Regions from separate parts of the Mus musculus genome. Here region 1 is linked to region 2. The links are chromatin loops, found by intact Hi-C in ENCODE. Cell type or tissue: heart. All regions are shown on one strand. Links, peaks and the distances in the headings refer to the core of each region. The heading gives the core; the rest is flanking DNA. Region 1 has its middle 15 kb from the start of Gm32081. Region 2 holds the start of Ankrd1 (ankyrin repeat domain 1 (cardiac muscle)).

Region 1 (4,395 bases), core at 307-4,306, 50 kb after region 2:
AGGCTGGAATCAAAGGTCTTCACCTTGCTTTGGGCTGTTTTGACAAGGAATGGACTCTCTGGAAATCAGCTTCAACACTGCATGTCCCTGAGCCTCATCAACAAAGTGTGGAGCCAGAGTTGGCTGGGGCTTGGTGTGGTGTGAAGCCCATGACAGGGCTTGGCTCTGTGTTGCCTGTGCTGTCTACACAGCTTAGTTCATCAACCAGAGTACGGTGAGGATCCCAGAAAACCAGGCCAAAACAATTCAAACGCGTGTAGCAACAGGGCTATGGAAACTACTCAGGGGCTCTCTCAGGGGCCTTTCCAAATTGTCCATCGGGAGGTTTGTTTTCAAACCACAGTCCAAGACCAAACCACTTAACCAAACCGGTTATGTCAGCAGCTTTGCCCAAGGTGTCCCTGAACAGCTGTCAGCAGGACTCTAAAAGGAACACAGGGGCTTGAGACTTGCAAGCTCTGGGGTGGCCTGAAAGCAAGGTCAATAAGAAAATTCCCCTTACATCTCTGTTCCAAGAACTTAGTCAGACAACGTGTCCTGGAGGACTCACCATAACCTATGTGGTAAATGCTGTGATATACTGAGTTCTTCCCAGAAGTTGCCCTTCTTCATGGTAACTGCAGCCCCTTCGCTAGAAACAGCTCACATTTAAAAAAAAAAATCCCTCACAGGTGAGCCCTCCATTTCTGGATTCCAATTAAGAATGGTCATCACAACATCCACGTTCTACTTTACCATATAACAAAACATCCACAGGTCCCAGGGCTTAGAACGCGCTGGTAAAGGTAGGCTATTAACGAGCATACTATAAAATCATGCAGCGAATTCTCAAGGCTTACTTCCTGACTCAACGTGTGCATTATCTTCCCTGGAATGTGAAGTCATCTTTGGATTCTGTTTTTGTCATGTGCTTGCCATGGCTGTGTCAGGAAACCCGGCCTCAGTGAGGAGACCTGTGATTTGATTGGTAACTTTATTGGGAAACACCAGAACACCAGTGATAGGTACAATCTATCTGCCACTTCTAAAACCTGTTCTTGTGTTTGCTCTCTACACGCCAAATCCAGTGTCTGACCTCACCCCAGAGGGGAGGGTTTACTCTCTTTGACCAAATACTATTCTCAGAACACTGTGGTGGGGTGGAGTGGGGTGGGGACAGGCGAGGGGTGCTCAAGCTTGTGGGCAGATTCCTGTGTTGCCTCCATAAACCTGCTTCTGGCAGTGGAAAGCTGGCACCCCAACCCTTCTGATGGGAAATCTCAATAGCTGATTTTTCACTCCATGACTAGAGATAGGAGGGAATTTCACATTCTGTTAATCCTGAGAGGTGCCCTGAAACTTCATTTTTTTTCCTTACCCCAATCCTCTCAGCATGGTTTTCTGTTACAGAACTGTCTACTTTCTGGCACTACCATGAATAGCTGAAGGAAATCAACCTAATGGGAACCAAGGGTTTATTTTGTCTCCAGGTTGGAGGTCTCAATCCATGGTCAATTGGCCCTACTGCTCTGGGCCTCTGGGCCTCTGGGCCTCTGGGCCTCTGGGCCTCTGGGCCTCTGGGCCTCTGGGCCTCTGGGCCTCTGGCCAGGAAGCATTCCCTGATGGAGGAACCTAACCATTCACTCTATGGTAGGGAAGCAACAGAGAGGAAAAGGAAGAGACTGGAATCCTCAACTCATCTTTTTCAGGGTGTACCCCCAATGGCCAAACACACATTTTACTGGGCCTGACTGCTTAGAGTTTATGTCACAATCCCAGAAATGAGCTGGGGACTAAGAATGCAGTGCACAAGGTGCTCAGGAACATTTGAGACCTAAATTATATGTGGCAGGATATAGACTTAGTTCTATGATGACCTCTACTCTGGCTAGACTGCTGACTCCCTTTTGATCTATCTATCTATCTCAATACAGGGTCACCCAAGAGAACATGACCTCTGCAAAAGGAGCCTGCTACTTGCAGTCCTTGAAAGGCTCTGTCATCACAGCCTCCCTGGCAGTGCCAAGCAGGCAAGGACAGGCACCAACACTGAGAGACATTTTGGCACTCAAAGGGAACTCATGTCTGCCATCTGCAGACATGACAGCCAAGGATATGACCCCGGGGAAGCCCTTCGAATGGGTCTTTCCTTGTTGTGTTTATATTTAGCACAAACAAAAACAAAACCTACAGCTGCTTTTATCAGTGGCAGGTATTGCATAGCAACCCAAAATAATAAGGGGCTATCACTACCTCCCCTCCCCCCCTCCCAGTTAGGATGTGTTCTCCTCAAGTTTGGAGGTTTCTAGACAGTTGTCTGTGCTTGGCTCACGTGACATGCACAAATTGTATGGTATTGAAAAGATTCAGAGGGGGAAAAGACTGAATTTTAGTCCTAGTTTAGAAAGTTTTTTTTTTCTATTCAGATTTTTGAATATGAAGTATTTGGGCCAGTGAGATGCCTCAGTAGGTAAGGGCATTTGCTGCCAAGTTCTTGACAACCTAAGTTCTATTCCTGCAACTCACACACTGGAAAGAGACTCAACTTCTTCAGGATGTGTCCTCTGATTTCCACATGTGTACCTTGGCATGGGCTTATGTGAGCATCCACAAACAATCTAAATAAATAATGTAGAAAAGAAATATTTCAAACGTGTCCAAAGGTAGAGAAAATAAACCAGACAAACACTTGACCAGGCTGAGTAACTAATTTTTCTCTGCACATTAACAGCTAAAGCCAAGGCCCCTTCCTCTGAGTCCCTACTTCCTTCCACAGAGATCTCTGGTCTGATCTGTGTCTGTTATTCTTGCCCACGATCATGAACTCTCACTGAATATTTATAAATTCCAACAATTTCAGTTGTTCTATGTGTATTTAAATGAGCATAAATAGGATGCACACACATGTGTATGTGTGTGTGTGTATGTATGTATGTATGTATGTATGTATGTATGTATGTATATATGTATGTATGTATAATCTTGCAATTTGCTTTTCTTTTCCAACAGTAAAATTTAGAGATTTGCTTATAATATATGAATACAAGGCAGCCATAAGTACACTCTTTTTAATTTCAGTCTAAGGTGTCACCATTTGCTAGTCGGCCATTGGAGGGTCAGCTTCTGCTTACTCTGCGTTTGCTTGCAAATGCTGTGCATCTGTCCTTGTCTTCCTGGACATACATTTACTCAGGTGGAATTTTGAGTTGATAGGCACGTCAGTCGCCCCATCATCCCATGCTCCCAGCTGTGCCCATGTACACTCTCGCTAGAATAAGTTTCTGTTTTCCTGACCTCAGCCCTTGTAAGTTTTCAAGTTCTGATCTTCCAGGTGCAAATGGCATCTAATCCTTTTATCGTGCATCTCCCTCATGACTCGTGTGCATGGAATGTTTGTTTGTTTGTTTGTTTGTTTGTTTGTTTGCTGGCCAGTTCTGGTGTGGGAGTCGGGTGTGTGCATGTGTGAAAGAGCCATTCTAACCCCCTGCTCTCTTCCCATATATCTGTTACTATATTTACTCTAAAATTATTTTAGTTGTTAATATCTTCTCTCAATCTGCATCTTGCCTTTCACCATGGTTTGTTATATATTATAGATAGCACTTTAATATAGTCAAATTAATATATTTACTCAAGGCTCACGTGTAGGATTTCAATCCAGCAAAATGGCTACTCTGATCACATTCCTAGACCTTCTAGGTCCGTGAGATCTGGCTGGAATGCAAACACATCCTTAGTACACAGCTTTAAATCCCTCTCGCCAGATTTCTTTACTACCTGCCTCTAATATCAAATTGAGAGGCAAACAAAGTGATGCATTAGAGAAAGATTTGACAGAATGAGTCAAAGATAAAATTTGCCCAACTCTCAGAAGAAAAGCTATTTAAGAGCATCTTGTGCACAGGGGGGAGGGGAAGAGGGGGGAGCAAGGGGAAGGGAGCAGAGGGGGAGAGAGAAAGAGAATCCGGTCAGTTTGTCAGTCAGCTGGGAGTCAGTGGAGCTGAGTTTGTTCTTGAGTTCATGCCGTTCAGCAGTTCAGCAGAGACAGTTGAAGCCAGAATAAGAAGGAGCCAGAGATTAGAAAAAATGTCCAGAGTCAGTTTGAAGCCAAGCAGAGCAATGCAGTGAGAAGCTGAGAGAAGTCAGATTGAATCAGGCAGCTTTAAGAGAAGTTTTGAGTCAAAACAGCTGAGTTGAATGAGCCAGCCAGAGTTCAGAAAGAACTCGAAAGGGTGAGCTTATTCGGCAGTAAGCCTATGGGACAATTACACCAGGTGACTAAAAGATACTTCGGCACCCACGAGTATTTGCCTTTTCTTTAGTCATCCGTTCCTAACTGCATCCAAGATGTTCTACCACCTTTTTTTTGCAAACATTTAAAATGTATTCTCTTTACCCTTAAATCTCTGTCCATGT
Region 2 (4,395 bases), core at 271-4,270:
ATGAACCATTAGGCTAATAGAATGAGACTGTGATGACCGATAGACTGAGAGGGAGACAGCGCATCGTAACTGTTCCAAATCAGGAAGCCAGATGACAGAACTAGATGGGGAATTCCACCTTCCCCTCCAAATGCTGGGGCATTTGAGTCTGATCAAAGACACTACTAATAATATCTTTCACCAGAAGTAATTTTTTGGCCTTGCCTTTATGGAAGTCTAGACCAAGGATCTAAGAAGTTAAAGATGAACTGACCTCGTATAAATCAAACAGAATTATATGAGAACAAGAAAAGCCTCATGCAATCCATCATGCTAATCTAGTTTTGGCGGTTGTGGGACAGAGGGGAACAATAATCTCTCTCTCTCTCTCTCTCTCTCTCTCTCTCTCTCTGCTACTGGCAGATGTAGCAACAGCTGGAGAAACTTTTAGGTGGAAGACATTGAGACTGTATTTGCCAGCCTCCAGGAAGGCACGGCACAGGCTTGCTTACCTCATCGCAGACGTCGGGGCTGTTCTTGTCTGACAGGAATTTCTCTACAACTGGCAGTTTGTTCTCCAGCGCAGCTTTCAGAAACCTCGGCACATCCACAGGTTCAGTCTAAAGTGAGGGAAGAGGAGGGCAGGAGGAGACAGACAGAGGAGGAGAAGGAAGAGGAAGAGGCAAAGGGAAGGGAGAGGAAAAGACAAGACAGGAGAAGAAGGGAGAGGATGCTCATAAAGAGTAGAGGAGAAAGTGGGAAAGAACAAAGAAGAAAGAAATTGAGGAGAAAGGAGAGAAAAGGGAAAGAAATCGAAAGTGGCCATGAGTTTTGCTGCCGTCGTCCCTCCACAGGACTCACCCCTGCAACTTATAAGGATGTGCAATAACCAAACAGTCCTTACCATAATTTCAGGTTCTGGCTCCTTCACAACTGGAACTTTGGTTTTCTTGTATTTTTTCCTTTTCTTCAGTTGAACAATTATTTCAAGGTCTTCTAAGTTTTCAAGCTTTGATCTTTGTTCTAGTTTTTTCTTTTTGAGCTAACGAAAGGGGGGAAAAATCAAGTGTTGAAAAATATATAGTGAGTTCTAACTATTGTGGTACCTGAACAAACCCTGCACAGCCTGAGCAAACTGTGAGTGGGCTGAGAATGGGAAATCCAAAGCACTTTCAAGTGAGTGTCTGACTTCAGGGATTTTATTTTCATTAAAGTATTTGGGGTCTAATTTTAATCTAAGTCATATTTACTTCCTTTGCTTGTAGAACTAGTCCTTGACTAATTGGTTAGAGGCACGACATAGTCTCTCAGTAATCATTTTGTAATTAGTACCATAAAGCCCAGATTTCTATAGAATTTGTTTTCTCATTCTCAAAAACTAACATATGTTTTAACCAAGGGTAGAAAATACAGATAAATTCACAAATACTGATGCCATTCTCCTTCACGAGTCTCTGAAACGGAGATTACTGCTGCACTTCTAAATTTGTGTTAGTAATCTACAAAAATTCAATAAATAAATTTCAATAAACATGGCAAGCTTATTCTATGACCCGTGGGCCACAACTCAATGTTATCAAAAAGAACAAATCGCCTTGGCTCAAATTGAGTAGGCAGTGTGTGATGTTGGAGCTTTTCTGGTTATCATTATCTGTCTGTCCTTTGATCAAAACGTGGTCATAGCACATTCAATCATTGATTCAACCCTCCACACAGGAGGAATCCAAAAGTAATTCCCCCAGTCATTTCCATGTGCACTGCTTCTTTGCATCATGCGCTTCATATCTGGTGAAAAGACATCTTTAGAGCAGTTTTTATTTGTTTTCCTCCTCTCTTCCCCTCTTCCTCAGGGACCTCCGTACCCCACTCCCACTAGGATTTTGTGGGAGGTCCTCACCTCTGCCTCTCGCAGTTTCTCGCTTTTCCGTTGTTCCTCCCCCTGCTTCACGCTGTTGGCCGGAAGTGTCTTCAGGTCCTCTTGCTTCTCCAAAGCAACAGCAGCTTCATATTCTCCATTTCTGAACTCCCCAGGAAGGAATTCCCCTGCGGCCCCATTGCTGTTCTTTTTGCCTGTTACCTGTATGTGAAGAAGATGTTGAAGTCAGAAGCAAAGCTACCCATCTTGGGGTAACTGTCCACAAACAATGCCACAGGAGGTCCTTCCTCTCCATCCAGCGACAGCCACCTTCAGGCGGTGCACTGTCTGGAGCATAGCTCCAGGTATCCCAGGTGCCTGCCTTCCTCTCACAATTAAGATGAGCATCAGGTTAGCACATGAAAATTCACTTTTAACCCACTCAACCCACTCAACCACCTTCTCTTAGGAAGTCACTAACGCCAACCCCACATTATTCCTGAGAAAGAAAAACCATCTGTATTTTCAAATAAAAGCCAAGATTAAAAAAAAAAAAAAAAAAAAGATGTTTTACATACCAGCTCCTCTACTCTCAGTACCATCATGTTGGCAGCCGTGAGTCTATGTTTTTCTCTCTTGTGGATGAACCCCTGGAACTGGCCCTGTGGAGCCCCTCCACACCAGCCCGTTATATAGCTAGGGCTGGGTGAGATAATCTTCCAGCCTGGGAAGCCAAGTCACACCCCTGCCCCCACCAGTGGCCAATTCAGAGGCAGGTGAATTTTCATTCCAGACTTAGTGTCTGGGAAGCCCAAGAGGGAGATGACAAGCTGGCCGCGGCGTATGCGAATCAGGAAGAAATGTGAGAGGGTCATTCCTTTGGCAGTGACCACACCGCTCAGCAATGCGAGTCATCCCACGTATCGGGAAGCCAGGGGACAGCTGCCTGTTAATATTGCACCACATCGCTGCTCTTTTTCCTTCTTTGTCAGCTCTCATATGACTAACGTATCAAGAAAATGCAAGCACTGTGCATCACACTTACAGCCATATCTTTCTGATAACTGGACTTATCAGCACTCCAGTTGGCTGGGAAGTGTTGCTTTGGGACATCCTATTTCTGGGGATAATCAGCCCGAGGGGAAGGAGATGGGTCTGGGTGCCACTTGTCTCTATCTGTTTGGAATTCTCTGGAGTGATGTCTGCAGCTAAAATGGCCCTGTGACATGCCATCGTACCAGCATTAGGAGAAATTGAAAGCATTCAGTAATGCACTTTGACTCTATGGTGTCACTGGCCATAATTAGTGCACCACAGGCTCACCGTGTTCTAAATCTGAAGGCTAATCAGAGGATCTACCCCAAAACGGGCCGAAGTGATGCACAGAGAGATGTGAGTCCAGTTCTTAGCAGAAGCACAACTTGGATGCTGTCAGTAAAGTTTCCCAATGCTGTGGGAAAAGCTTAAGAGAGCCCGAGAAAAATGTGCGTCTGAGGCTGGAGACTCATGGGCTAATGATAGAGCATCTGCCTAGATACACGGGGCTCTCGTGTTCTATTCCTAACACGGAAACAAAAAGGCCCCAAGCTTTGCTGTTGAGAGAGGCAAAAATACTTGTTTCTGGCTTGTCATCGCTAAGATATTAAAATGTGAAAAATATAAATATTTAGATCTTTTTATAGTTCGAGGAAAGATTCTATCGTAAGAGCCACATAAAATACTTTTTTTATTTTTTATGAAAGAGGAGAGTGAAGGGGGTGTCAGTAGAAGAGGGAAGTGTTAATTAGGGTGTTGTGTATGTTTGTTATGCTGGCCATCATATATCTGTCTCTCCTCACTCACCCTTCCATGAACATGGGGTAAGAACCCCCACCCCACTTCAGCTGTTCAACCAGCAAATTGTGTTTCTAGAATCTTCAGTACAAGACATTGCCCTGAAAACCAACACACTAATACCTTGTCCTTCGTGGGTTCCCCTCTCCTAGTGTTCTCTCTGTCCTATCTGTCCTGAGACGCTATCAATGGATAACTGTTGGTCTTCTCGTTTTCATGGTTAACACTATTTTCTTTGACCTCTTGAAGTGACAAGCAGCTATGGCAGCTTTTCTCATTCCTGTGGCCGTTTGTTCCAGGCCTGACTCAGAGCTAAGGGGGGCTGAGAGTTGAGACCTTTCCTTTGAGGAAGGACTCTGGGCTGCTGAGCAGTCTTGAATCTCTGAGTATTTTGTGCCTCCCTAATTCAAGCAAGGCCAAGGATCTCGATTCACAGAGATGACACCTAGACACAGAAACATTAGGCTACTTGCTATGGATGCAGAGCTAGAAGGTGAGGTTGCGTCTTCGCTCCACCCACGATGCGTCTTGGCTCCACCCATAAGAAGCAGACCTGGTACATACAGTTCCTACTCAGACTTACTAAGAGCCCCAGCAGAACAGCTGAAAGGCTTTCTGTGAACACATCACTTTGAAGAATGAAGAATGGACAGAAAGGCTTTCCCAAACCTTTCCCCACCCAGGTGATTTTTCTCTAGAACAGTGTGGCGGCCTCATGTTGTGGTGAC

The links. A loop is a pair of places that touch in the nucleus more often than their neighbours do. Peaks named below come from ENCODE experiments on the same cell type or tissue, not always from the same donor. Only the 100,000 strongest peaks of a DNase experiment are listed, where the experiment ranks them.
Region 1: it touches region 2 in a loop (6-fold over the local background); 7 of 42 quality-filtered maps call a loop at or near these places.

The regions. Positions count from the first base shown.
Region 1 is chr19:36,167,290-36,171,684 of GRCm38, forward strand. No RefSeq gene overlaps it. Among named protein-coding and RNA genes, the nearest start is that of Gm32081, 15 kb to the right of the region's middle. In heart, for the core only: no CTCF peak of the experiment used is centred there; DNase peaks (open chromatin) are centred at 1,032 and 2,032; H3K27ac peaks cover 1,173 bases.
Region 2 is chr19:36,117,343-36,121,737 of GRCm38, forward strand. Ankrd1 (ankyrin repeat domain 1 (cardiac muscle)) reads right to left here and starts at 2,502. Exons shown (of 9, transcript NM_013468.3): 1 at 2,413-2,502; 2 at 1,877-2,056; 3 at 884-1,021; 4 at 492-599. The coding sequence starts at 2,439. In heart, for the core only: no CTCF peak of the experiment used is centred there; a DNase peak (open chromatin) is centred at 2,639; H3K4me3 peaks cover 3,130 bases; H3K27ac peaks cover 4,000 bases.